Linked DNA regions of Homo sapiens: region 2 is linked to region 1. A link is a contact called in ENCODE Hi-C or POLR2A ChIA-PET data. All regions are on one chromosome and are shown on one strand. Each heading gives the region's core, a stretch centred on a gene start or an enhancer-like site at or near the end of the contact. The rest is flanking DNA. Distances are from core to core; before and after follow the strand shown.

Region 1 (6,118 bases), core at 1,581-4,080:
CTAGATATGAGGCAGGTAGAGATCCTAGAGTGGAATAATACAATTGTGACTGCAAAGGGACAGATGATTTGATTTGGAAAGAAAAGTATACAACTTAATCACAAATTAGGAAGAAGGATTAAAAAGAGGGAGTAAGTGTAAGGTGACTCAAGTTTTGATTGCATTGATAAAGGTGGTAGGATTTTTAGAAGGAAAACCTGAGTTGTAGAGGAATCATGAGGAATTTCATTTTGGACGTGTTTAGTTGAAACTAATGGCAAGACTCCAAGTGGAATCATCCAGTGGCAAAATTGGGAATAATCAATATAACTGTCTATATACATGTTAGTGATATTGCTTTAAAGTGCAGTGCAATATTTATATTGTTTTGCATGTATGCAAGTATACACATACATGTTCTCACAAGCTGAGATACACTAATCATCCAGTGGAAACTACAAAAACTAAGAACAGTTAGGAGACATGAACATTATGGAGACGAGAGCAGGACTGGAGGAGGAGATTTTCAAAGGCTTGATTGAAAAGAGCAAGGTTATCCAAGGACACTTGGAAACAGAGTGAGGCTAGAGGAATTAGCGATTAGCAAGGCCTAGAGAATGAGTAGAGAGCCAGAAGAATTTGGAAGACAGAAAAAGAACAGAAAGTAAGCCAGAGATTTTTGGAAAATGAGTACTATTTCCAGCAATTTGTTATTGTTTTCTCCTTCCTGGAGGTTCTTTGCTCAGTAAAGTGAGCCTCGTTTTCATTCTCTTATGTTTTGTGACAATCATAGAGACAATTTTTATATTATGCTAAGAAATATTAGGATATATATTAGGATATAAACAAGTGCATTAAATAGGGTTACAAATTTAAGTTATGTACTGTCCATTTTCCATTTTCACCATCTTTTGATCAGGAGGAATTTTATTTATGTTGTCCTTATTTCCTATAACTTTTAGTGCTAAAAAATTCTCCTTGTTCAAAAATTGAAGCTTTCTTGTATCAGTTTCCATTCTGAATTTATGTCAATTTCTTTGCAAACCCTGATTCTATCCATAGTGTATTCATTATCACTACCATTTTCTCAATTTTTTAAAATAAAAGTGGTAAAATTGGAAGGAGGACAAGCAATAAAAACAAAAAAACTTTATTATTACCATGTTACTTTAAAACAACTATAAATAACAGAGAAGCAACCAGTTTAATAGGTCTTATGTTAAACTAAAAATGGGTTGTTTTTATCACAGAATGTTTAAAAATTTTTCCTAAAATTAGAATAGAGAATGTAGCTTTTCATTTATCATGTTTATTTCTTTAGTCACTCCTCTCACTATTTTTATTCTAACATATGGAATAAATAGCTCTGTGAGCTAGTATATACTTTATACTGCAACTTTCAAAACTTGAAGCACATTATATACCAATTCCCAAGGACTCTTAGAGAGAGCTACTCTACATTCAGGGGTAAAATTAATTGAAATCCCGATCTTTTAACAGTTCTCTATTTGTTGAATGAATGGTTGCTGCTGAAAAGTAAGTTAGTCCTTGAAGAAAGTCTGCATGTGTACAATGAAAGAAAAACTTAAGATTGAGGAAGAGAGAAGTTATTTGCAGGGCGTTTTAAATGGTTATTTAGAATTTCCCCCCCTTTTGGGGGTTGAAGTTTGGGCACCCTTGGCCTACCTCACGGATTATCAAGCAAAGGCAGGGGCCTAGTGGAGGACTAAGTGCTGACTCTCCTCCCTCACTTCAGCTCCAGCCAGTGGCCACTCACAGAAGGCCCAGGAAATTTATGAGGGAAACATGCTTACCCCTGATTCTAGATTAAGATGATTTGATGCTGTCATCCACCAAGGATGCTTTCTGCTACAAACTCCCTGCCAAAAGCAGCTTAAATAAAGAAATGGTATTTCATATTACAAGAAATTACAGGCCGAGCATGGTGACTCACACCTGTAATCCCAGCAATTTGGGAGGCCAGAGCAGGAGGATTGCTTGAGGCCAGGAGTTCAAGACCAGCCTGAGCAATGTAGCAAGACCCCCGTCTCTACAAAAAAATTTAAAAAAATTAACCAGGTTTGGTGATATGTGCCTGTAGTCCCAGCTGCTTGGGAGGCTGAGGCGGGAGGATTGCTTGAGCCTAGGAGATCCAGGCTGTAGTGAGCTATGATTACCCCACTACACTCCAGCCTGGATGGAAAAAAATAAATTTTGAGGTGGGGTGATTCTGAGGGTAGTTTCAGCATCAGGATTCTGAATTCTGGCTTCTCTGCGTACTCTTGGTGTTAGTCTCATGTTCTTAAGTAGCTAGCTATTCCAAGAAGCACCTCACACAGGCGGCATCCCGGGGAGGAGGGCCAAGCCCTCTCCTTTATACCATAAGTTGTATCACATGACCATGCTTACACCCATCCCCAGCAAGGCAAATGGACTTACCGTGGCCAATTTAGACTAATCAGTTTCACCATTCATAAACATTGCCACCTGAACCTGGGCAAAATTTATTTTTTTGTCAGCAGAGGAGAAGGATGGAATGACAGTTGCTGAGGGAGCTGACAGTGCCTACTACAGTATAACTCCTGCCACCTTCAGTCAATACAGTATTAACTTCCAGCTCCTATTCTAGCCCTAACTGGGGCCTGGGATCTGAGGCTAACCCGTTCCTAGAAAATGGTGCTTGTGCTGATTAAATTAGGTTGAGTGTTGGTTTGAGGCCTGTTGGGGCTAATTATAGCTAGCGCTGCGTTTGGCCTTGCTGTTTTCCCTGATTCCCAGACAGATCCCAGGAGCCTTTAAACTACCTGTTGGCTTTACAGCTCATCAGCGCCTCCTTGTGGTGTGTCCTACAGGTAGGTGGGGAGGGAGGCCTCCTTCCACCTTCCATCTCAGGGCTTGGGCTTTATTTACATCACTGAAATGGAACGTTCCCTGGCAGCACTGGCAACCTTTCAGGAACCAAGCATTCTGGAAATGCTCCCCTCCTTTCCTACAAAACCAGTCCACAATTTTTACTTAGCTGTTCCCAGAAAAGGACTGATAGAAGATGGGTTTTACCAGTGCTGTCTTGTTAGTATTTGCCAGTTGCTGTGTTCAGGGGTGGGTTTGCATACTGCCTCAGCTCTGCACTTGCCTCCCACCTCCTGCTCCTGGACATGGTCTTGGAAAGCAGCTCAGCTGCAGGCTCTGAGGATAAGGCTGCATTGTATGCAAGTAGTGTACAGGTAACAGCTGCAGCTCCTGGGTCATATATATATATATATATTTAGAAGTTCACCTGAGGCCAACAGGATTTAGAAGCAACTTTCCAAATTACCAGCTGAGGCTGCAGTCTGCTATTTTAATTTCACTCCCTCTGTACTCTGGTTAAGACAGCCACCACATACCTTTTTATGGTATCTTCCCTCCTGGACTTCATGCAACAAAATTTGCTCTGCGTTCATTCAGATCACATCCCCATGACCTGACTGACATGCACTGAAACTAGCTTTTTAGTAAATTCACATCTGACTTGAGAGGATCTATTTTTACTTTAAGTTGCATGGACCTAGCAAAGAATTATGGGCTGTAGATATAAATTGTCGCTTTTGAGTTGCTTTAGCCAAAAGGAGGGTTCTAGGCCACCTCAGAGCCACAAGGCTTTGTCACCCATTTTATTAGCCCAGGCAAGACCTCAGCCTCCTGGCAGTGGGTGGGTAAGAACTCCTTTTCATGGTTGTTTTAACTTTACAGAATTGAATGTCAGTGTCAGTTTATTGCCGTACTGTACTTGCTCAACTTAGACACATGGATAAACTACTTTGTTTCTGTAAAAATATTTATGCTATTTTATACTGTTGACATATTTTTAAAGGGATTATGATCCATTTTGTTATTTATTTTAGGGACATATGAATTTGATAATAATTTTATCTTAGCTTTAGTGATAAACTCAAGAAATAAATTCCCACATTTTTCTTTACCTTGGCTCTGCAAATCACCCATGTTTATAGTATGACAATCAAATTTTTGATGTTCATACTTTATTAGCATATGGAATTTTGCATAAATTAGGTAGCAATACCTTGTAGTTATGATGGGCACTGTACACATGTGTGTTCACATACATTCTTGTTCTACTAGTTTCTAAAGAAATAGAACCGCCTATTTAGTTGGAAATCTTAACTAAAGATAATTCAGAAATAGTTATCTTTAAAACCTTGCCGAGATGTTATTCAAATTAATGTTTATCTTTCTCGGAAAAGAAGTATTTCTCAACTGTAATAATAGAATTACCTTGATCATTGACTTTTTTTACTTAAAAATTAACACACAACAGTTATTACTAGATATCAAGTTTTAGAATTTAATGAGACTAATTCTCCTAGGCTCTTTTGGAAGCTGTTTTATTGAAGTACAGGAATTATTAAGTAGAGTAATCATTACCCTTGGGACTTGAGAATGAATTGTGCTTTCCATCCAGATAATTCTTTCATGAAAAATAGTGTACCAGGAAAAATGGCTGTGTATATCACTTTAAAAATAATTAAACAAAATTATTGTTGTTATGTTATTTTCCATTTGGATGACTCAGTATATTTTCTTGTTGTTGTTCTAGAAAGGTATACATGAGTGGAATTTTAGTGCCTCTTCTGTCAGGGGAGTGAGGTAAGTTTCCTTGGTACATTTTGTTAACTTATAAGACATTTTTCTCCACTATTCATGGGCTGGATAGAACTTCTAATCATGATTTTAAAATACAAGGAATGTCAAGAATCATTCAATTGGTGGAAATGCCCAGCCTTCTTCAGTGTCACTATCTCCTTTAGGAAGAGATTTGCAACAAAATGTTCACTGCTGGTTGAACTGATTCTGTGCTCCTGACCTACTTAAAATGTAACTGTGGGGTCAATGTGAACTATGGACCAGAATCAAAATGTAGATTACACTCAGCCATGTGGAGGTCCTCTTTAGCTGAGCTGTTGGTTTATGTAATAGGATGATTTCTGTCCTTTTGGTATACAAGGAACTCAGCTCCCTTTGTGTGGATACAAAGCACACATGCCGTCTACTACACTGTGTCCTGCCACTAATTTTATTTTATTTTATTTTATTTTATTTTATTTTATTTTATTTTATTTTATTTTATTTTATTTTTATTTTATTTTATTTATTTTATTTTATTTTATTTTATTTTGTGAGACAGAGTTTTGCTGTTTTCGCCCAGGCTGGAGTGCAGTGGCATGATCTCAGTTCACTGCAACCTCCGCCTCCCAGGTCCAAAATGTTCTCCTGCCTCAGCCTCCCAAGTAGCTGGGATTACGGGCGCATGTCACCATGCCCAGCTAATTTTTGTAATTTTAGTAGAGACAGGGTTTCACCGTGTTGGCCGGGCTGGTCTGAAACTCCTGACCTCAGTGATCCGCCCGTGTAGGGCTTCCAAAATGCTGGGATTACAGGTGTGAGCCACTCCGCCCGGCCCCTGTCACTAACACTAATGACTTCAGATGATAAGGAGTCCATTAAAAAAAAAAAAAACCTTCTGTAAGGTCACTTTCCTGCATTGATCTTGAGATTACAGTGGTGAACTTCAGTTTGGTTCAGTTCTGACTGCTGTCACAATGCCAGTAGCTTAGAAAATGCCATTTCTTGGGATTTAGAAATAATATATATATATTTTTTTAAGAATCAAGAGTCAGTGGTTAAGTCTTTAAATAATTGTTCTATTGAAGCTCATGCTAAATCAACTCTTGCAGATTTCAAACCAAATTAGATGTGCTAACTACTGTTTACCCCCACGTCATAGCAATGAGAGACAACAGATTTTTGCAGCCTGGTTATGCAATATCCTGTTGCTTTTGGAATAATAATAATTGGTTTTATTAGAGCATAAATTGGTAGAGCGGTCTGAGTCACTAATAATTGGAGTTCTCCTGGTAAAGCTACCTGTTACCTCATGAATGATCTGAACAGAAACAAGCAAGATGATGGACTGACTCATTATATATCTTTCAGTCGATACTTTCTCAAATAAAACTGTACTCTTAATATTTAATTTTTAAAGCCAGTCATTAGCAAGGCACTCACTATTTATTGCTGCATTTTTAAGCAATCCACTTAAGAAAGTATGGTAAATGTAAATTTCACTTTATCATATCTG
Region 2 (6,444 bases), core at 1,736-4,235, 41 kb before region 1:
CTTTCAAGGTCGCATAAAGTTCAGTTAAGGAGCAGAGTTTTTTCTGGTTTTGTTTTTGTTTCAATTTTCTGTACTTACAAATTCTGGCTCTTTTATTTTAATAATTCCCATTTAGCCTAGGAACATTAACTGCCTCTCAAAAGAGCTTTGTGTTCAAGGTCTTCAGGTCAAATTGAAGATGTCAGGATTTTTGTGATTTCATTTTAAGCTATCTTATTTATTTTCTATTAAGAACAGAAAATGGTGTTAGAGCTCAAAGATTTCTAGATTTTTTTTTTAAATTATACTTTAAGTTCTGGGATACATGTCCAGAATGTGCAGTTTTGTTACATAGGTATATATATATGCCATGGTGGTTTGCTGCACCCATCAACCCGTCATCTACATTAGGTATTTCTTCTAATGCTATGCCTCCCCTAGCCCCCTACCCACCAACAGGTCTCAGTGTGTGATGTTCCCCTCCCTGTGTCCATGTGTTCTCATTGTTCAACACCCACTTATGAGTGAGAACATGCGGTGTTTGGTTTTCTGTTCCTGTGTTAGTTTGCTGAGAATTATGGTTTCCAGCTTCATCCATGTACCTGCAAAGGACATGAACTCACCCTTTTTTATGGCTGCATACTATTCCATGGTGTATATGTGCCACATTTTCTTTATCCAGTCTATCATTGATGGGCATTTGGGTTGGGTCCAAGTCTTTGCTATTATGAACAGTGCTGCAATAAACATGTGTGTGCATGGGTCTTTATAGTAGAATGATTTATAATCCTTTGGGTATATACCAATAATGGGATTGCTGGGTCAAACGGTATTTCTGGTTCTAGATCCTTGAGGAATCGCCACACTGTCTTCCACAATGGTTGAACTAATTTACACTCCCACTGACAGTGTAAAAAGTTCTTATTTCTCCACACCTTCTCCAGCATCTGTTGTTTCTTGACTTTTTAATGATCACCGTTCTAACTGGCATGAGATGGTATCTCATTTTGGTTTTGATTGGCGTTTTGTAATGACCAGTGATAATGAGCTTTTTGTCATATGTTTGTTGGCCGCATAAATGTCTTCTTTTGAGAAGTGTCTGTTCATATCTTTCACCCACTTTTTGATGGGATTGTTTTTTTTCTGGTAAATTTGTTTAAGTTCCTTGTAGATTCTGGATATTAGCCCTTTGTCAAATGGATAGATAGCAAAAATTTTCTCCCATTCTGTAGGTTTCCTGTTCATTCTGATGGTAGTTTCTTTTGCTGTGCAGAAGCTCTTTTGTTTAATTAGATCCCATTTGTCTATTTTGGCTTTTGTTGCCATTGCTTTTGGTGTTTTAGTCATGAAGTCTTTGCTCATACCTATGTCCTGCATGGTATTGCCTAGGTTTTCTTCTAGGGTTTTTATGGTGTTAGGTCTTACATTTAAGTCTTTAATCCATCTTGAGTTAATTTTTGTATAAGGTGTAAGGAAGGGGTCCAGTTTCAGCTTTCTGCATATGGCTAGCCAGTTTACCCAACACCATTTATTAAATAGGGAATTCTTTCCCCGTTACTTGTTTTTGTCAGGTTTGTCAAAGATCAGATGGTCGGAGATGTATGGTGGTATTTCTGAGGCCTCTGTTGTGTTCCATTGGTCTATGTATCTGTTTTGGTATCAGTACCATGATGTTTTGGTTACTGTAGCCTTGTAGTATAGTTTGAAGTCAGGTAGCATGATGCCTCCAGCTTTGTTCTTTTTGTTTAAGATTGTCTTGGCTATATGGGCTCTTTTTTGGTTCCATCTGAAGTTTAAAGTAGTTTTTTCTAATTCTGTGAAGAATGTCAATGGTAGCTTAATGGGGATAATATTGAATCTATAAATTACTTTGGGCAGTATGGCCATTTTCATGATATTGATCCTTCCTATCCATGAGCATGGAATGTTTTTCCATTTGTTTGTGCCCTCTCTTATTTCCTTGAGCAGTGGTTTGTAGTTCTCCTTGAAGAGGTCCTTCACATCCCTTGTAAATTGTATTCCTAGGTATTTTATTCTCTTTGTGGCAATTGTGAATGGGAGTTCACTCATGATTTGGCTCTCTGTTTGTCTATTATTGGTGAATAGGAATGCTTGTGATTTTTGCTCATTGATTTTGTATCCTGAGACTTTGCTGAAGTTGCTTACCAGCTTAAGGAGATTTTGGGCTGAGACGATGGGGTTTTCTAAATATACAATCATGTCATCTGCAAACAGAGACAATTTGACTTCCGCTCTTCCTATATGAATATCCTTTCTTTCTTTTTCTTCCCTGATTGCCCTGGCCGTAACTTCCAATACTATGTTGAATAGGAGTGGTGAGAGAGGCCGTCCTTGTCTTCTACTGCTTTTCAAAGGGAATGCTTCCAGCTTTTGCCCATTCAGTATGATATTGCTTGTAGGTTTGTCATAAATACCTCTTATTATTTTGAGATACATTCCATCAATACCTAGTTTATGAGCTCAAAGACTTCTAATGGGACAGTCTTCAGGAGTTGATCTTGCACATGACACTTACTGATTTATTTAGTAATGTAAGAATGCCACTTTTACTGTAGAGGACCTATCCATAACCTGCCATTATTGTCATTATATCCATTTGTCCTATTTAACACTAAAAGGGAGCCCCCACTCCCCAATCTTAAAATGGATGCCTTTTCATGCTCTTGCTTATAAAGCTATTTTGGTATTTCTTAGTGTTTTGTCCAGTTTCCGCTGTAGTGCAAACATAGTCTTATTTCTGTTGGCCTTGTCCCCAACCTCCCTTTCTGTTGGAGCTAAGAAGGAAACCTGCCCTGTCAAGGTGCTCACAGGGAGGAGGGCTGCTGAGGTTGTCAGGCATCTGGCCAGATATACCCAGGATTATGCCCCTCATTAGTCATGGGTCCCAAAGGGATGTTTCAACTGACCCTTGTTTTTTTCTTTTGAGTCATAATCCTCTGGGTTTTCATTTCTTAAATGCTGTTGCTGGCATAAGGAGTGAGGTGTTAGGGCAGGTAGTCAGTCCCTCAGGCTTCTTTCCATGGACTGAATCATTTTCTGTTGACTTGAATAAACAGTAAGCCACTGATCATGGAAAGTTTAAGGATAAGAGTTCCAACTCAATGGAAAGAGAACCCAAGCAGTTGTGATTACAATGGCTCATCGAACTCTTTCTGCAATTCTCTTTTTTAATAATATTAATAAATGTTCCTGACCCACAGTGGAGGGAGGAAGTTTTACTCTCCTGGGCATATTATCTGATTCAAGTACTAAATGGCAGCGTTTTAGTGCTACAGAGAGTCTCTAATGTGATCTATTTTCCGATAGCTTTAGTTGTGGGTTCAGAATGTGAAAACAGAAAATAGGGGGAAAATGGTTTAGATTATTATTATTATTATTGTTTTAGAGCAGGATCTTGCTCTGTCATCCAGGCTCAAGTGCAGGGGTACAATCTTGGCTCACTGCAGCCTTGAACTCCTGGGTTCAAGCAATCCTCCTGTCTCAGCCTGCTGAGTAGCTGGGACTACAGGCGCGTGCCACCATGCCCAGCTACTTTTTGTATTTTTTTTTTTGCAGAGACAAGGTTTCCCTATGTTGCCCAGGCTGATCCTGAACTCCTGGGCTCCAGATCCACCTGCCTCACCTCCCAAAGTGCTGGGATTACAGGCGTGAGCCACCGCGCCTGGCTGGTTTAGATTTTTCTAAGTGTGCTGAATTACAGTATATTGTTGCAACAAACTGTGATTCTTGACTCTTATGTGAGACAGAGAGTGAATGGTTTGAATGAATACATCCTAATTTAAGCATTAAAAACATAGTTCTCTAACATTTGATGTTTTGCATTGTCATTTCCTTAGTTATTTTTGTTCATCCCAGCTCTTGAGAATGGCTGAAATAATGCAATTTGTATTTAAAAGGCTGTGGCATTTTTCTCATAGCTTTTCAATATAAAGATTTAAATCAGTTAAAGGCAGCAGTGGTGCCCGTCACATGCTAGTTAGAGGACAACTTGGGCTGCAGGAGAAGGAGCAAGATGACAGCAGAGAGGGTGAGAAGCTGGGAGGAGAGCCAGCTTTCAAGGGGTGAGAATTTGTGACTAAAGAGCTGAGACTTACATCCTAAAAAACAGCCATCAAGTTTCTGAAGTGGCAAACTTAACCCCTGGAGATGATCCAAGGAAGTGTTAGGGACAAATCACCATGCCTTAGAGGACCACAGAAGTTCTCATTGCCAGATTATCTCCACATTTTCTTTTTTAAGCAAATCTAAAAAGAAATAACCATGAAATGGTTATGCTGAATTCCTATGCAGTATGACTTATTTAGAAAATTTTGTTATATGCAGTATTTGCTCACATAGGTAGAAATATTAATAATAATTGAGCCCTTAACCCTTAGAGTTCACACAACGTTTCTGTGCATGTTACTAATGAGGGAGGCTTACAGGAACCTTGTGAAGTAGGCAAGGCTGACATTTTTCTTCCTTTTTTTTTTAAAAAAAAAATTGAGATAGGGTCTCATTCTGTCGCCCAGTGCAGATCACAGCTCGCTGCAGCCCTGAACTCCTGGGCTCAAGTGATCCTCCCACTTCAGCCTCCCAAGTAGCTGGGACCACAGGTGTATGCCGCCATGCCTGGCTCATTTTTTATTTTTTGTAGAGATGGGATCTCGCTATGTGGCCCAGGCTAGTCTCAAATACCTGGAGCAAAGTGATACTAACACCCCAGCTTCCCAAAGTGCTGGGATTACAGATGGGAGCCACCACACCTGGTCACTTCTTCCCATTTTGCAACTGATGAAATTAAAAATCAAAGAACTCCAGTGAATTTCGTGTTGCCCTGTGATTAATAAAATTTCAGATCTTATTTTTTCAGATCCAGTGTTGTTTTTACTGTATCCTAGGCCCTCCTTCCTGAAGTTTCCAGGAATAGACATTTCCAGAAATGTCTAGATTTCAGTTTTGTTGAAGAAGTATGAACTAATGGGAGACTCACAAGGGATCAGTGTTTACACAATACTTGGAAACAGTGTGATCTTGGGCAAATTACCCTTAGAATATTCTGTTTTATTACTTAAAAAAAATTAACACTTGCGTAGATGAGTTAGAATGCTCTTGGCATATTGCAAGTAGCAGAACACCTTACTCCAATGGATTTAATCATAAGAAAGTGTATCTCCTAAAACATGAAGTTCAGAAGTAGGACTGGCTCAAGTGCAGGTTGAACCAGCAGCTGAAAGACATCAGTCAGGTCCTTTTTCTTGCTATGGCCATGGGTGGCTTTGACCTTGGGCTGCCCCTACTCGGGATTGCAAGATGGCTATGGCCATTCCAAGACCAACCCAGATTAGCTGCACCAGTGTCGAGGGGAACTGAGGCAATGTTTTCCTGTATCTTTCTCTTAGGACTGAGAAAACATGCTTGTAAAAACTTACTCCAGACTTTCTTTATGCCTTCATGCTTCTAGTATTTCATCAGCCTCAAACTACACAAATCACTAGCAAAGAGGATGGGATTATTACAACCGGTTTAGACTAACCTCTTTGGGATGAGTGCTTTGTTGTGAGGATTAAATGAAACAACATATGTTAAAGTCCTGAAATTTAGTAAGCCTTTAGTGTTATATCCTTGGTGTTAATACATCTTTAGTGAATAATTTTGTATTTTTTTCTGCTCCCCCGCCATTTTGTATGTCTTTACATATTTGATATATTTATCCATGTTCAAAATGGACATTGACTATATTAAATTTCCCTTGTTCTAAAATATTTCTAAAAGTCTTTTTTTTTCTTTCTGGATGTAGCTAAACATTTTAGCTAATGAGGGAAAATGTATAGAGTCTGCATAATTTTTACACAGGCCCTGTCTGAATTTCATATATCAGGGCTATTGTGGCACCATGTAGGATAGGCAGTACTTGCCTGAAATCACATTTGATTTTGGAGAAAACGGTGTTCTCATTCTTAAGGGAAGATATGAAGTCATTTTGAGAACTCTGAAAGGAAATTAGGTGCTTGTACTGTATTAGCATAATCATGTCTTTCTTGTTATAATGCCAAAAAAGATCCATAGCCAGGAAATTAAAAGCATTAAGTCTGTTTTTAGCATTAATATGTTCATTTTTCCATAGTAACTTGGGGAAGAACAGCGAGCCTGGCCTTATCAACTAGTTTTCTTTTACGTCAGTGACAGTGCTATTCAAACAGTAATGTGTGCCTAATAAAGATTTAGTTTTTACATTATTAATGGGGTTGGCTCTACTTTGGAAGAGTTATATAACAAACTAATCAACAGACAAATAAAGACCAATGTCAATTTTCCATTTGCCAGATTAGCCTTGTTTCCTTTGTCTTGGCTTCGAGTTATGTTTCTCAGTGTTCTCTTCATTTTTACCACCCTCCTTCCCCCTCTCTCCCCACCTCCAGAGTTTTATCTCACTGTTGTTGCATTAACATTATTTTTGCTTAG

The links. Hi-C counts contacts between places; a loop is a spot of excess contacts on that map. ChIA-PET counts read pairs that join two places held with the same protein, here RNA polymerase II (POLR2A). Pooled maps may share reads with other maps.
Region 2: a loop to region 1 is called in a map of ascending aorta, with 2.9 times the contacts of the local background. The contact joins two enhancer-like sites. A Hi-C loop is called at or near these places in 5 of 168 maps with a recorded cell type or tissue (CD4-positive, alpha-beta T cell, Caco-2, Right ventricle myocardium inferior and 2 more) and 7 of 50 pooled maps. POLR2A ChIA-PET finds 5 or more read pairs at or near these places in 3 of 52 experiments (Caco-2, GM10248 and MCF 10A).

The regions. Positions count from the first base shown.
Region 1 is chr6:136,641,028-136,647,145 of GRCh38, reverse strand. MAP3K5 (mitogen-activated protein kinase kinase kinase 5) reads left to right here. Exons shown (of 30, transcript NM_005923.4): 12 at 4,577-4,626. All of the region lies in intron 2 of MAP3K5-AS1 (MAP3K5 antisense RNA 1), which reads right to left. Among named protein-coding and RNA genes, the nearest start is that of MAP3K5-AS1, 15 kb to the right of the region's middle. Within about 2 kb of position 2,830, at least 16 of the 41 ENCODE cell types and tissues checked have a DNase peak (open chromatin) inside an H3K27ac peak, as active enhancers do; they include ascending aorta, where a contact is called at or near this core.
Region 2 is chr6:136,682,257-136,688,700 of GRCh38, reverse strand. All of the region lies in intron 7 of MAP3K5 (mitogen-activated protein kinase kinase kinase 5), which reads left to right. Among named protein-coding and RNA genes, the nearest start is that of MAP3K5-AS1, 56 kb to the right of the region's middle. RefSeq lists an enhancer at 3,072-3,241. Within about 2 kb of position 2,985, at least 7 of the 41 ENCODE cell types and tissues checked have a DNase peak (open chromatin) inside an H3K27ac peak, as active enhancers do; they include ascending aorta, where a contact is called at or near this core.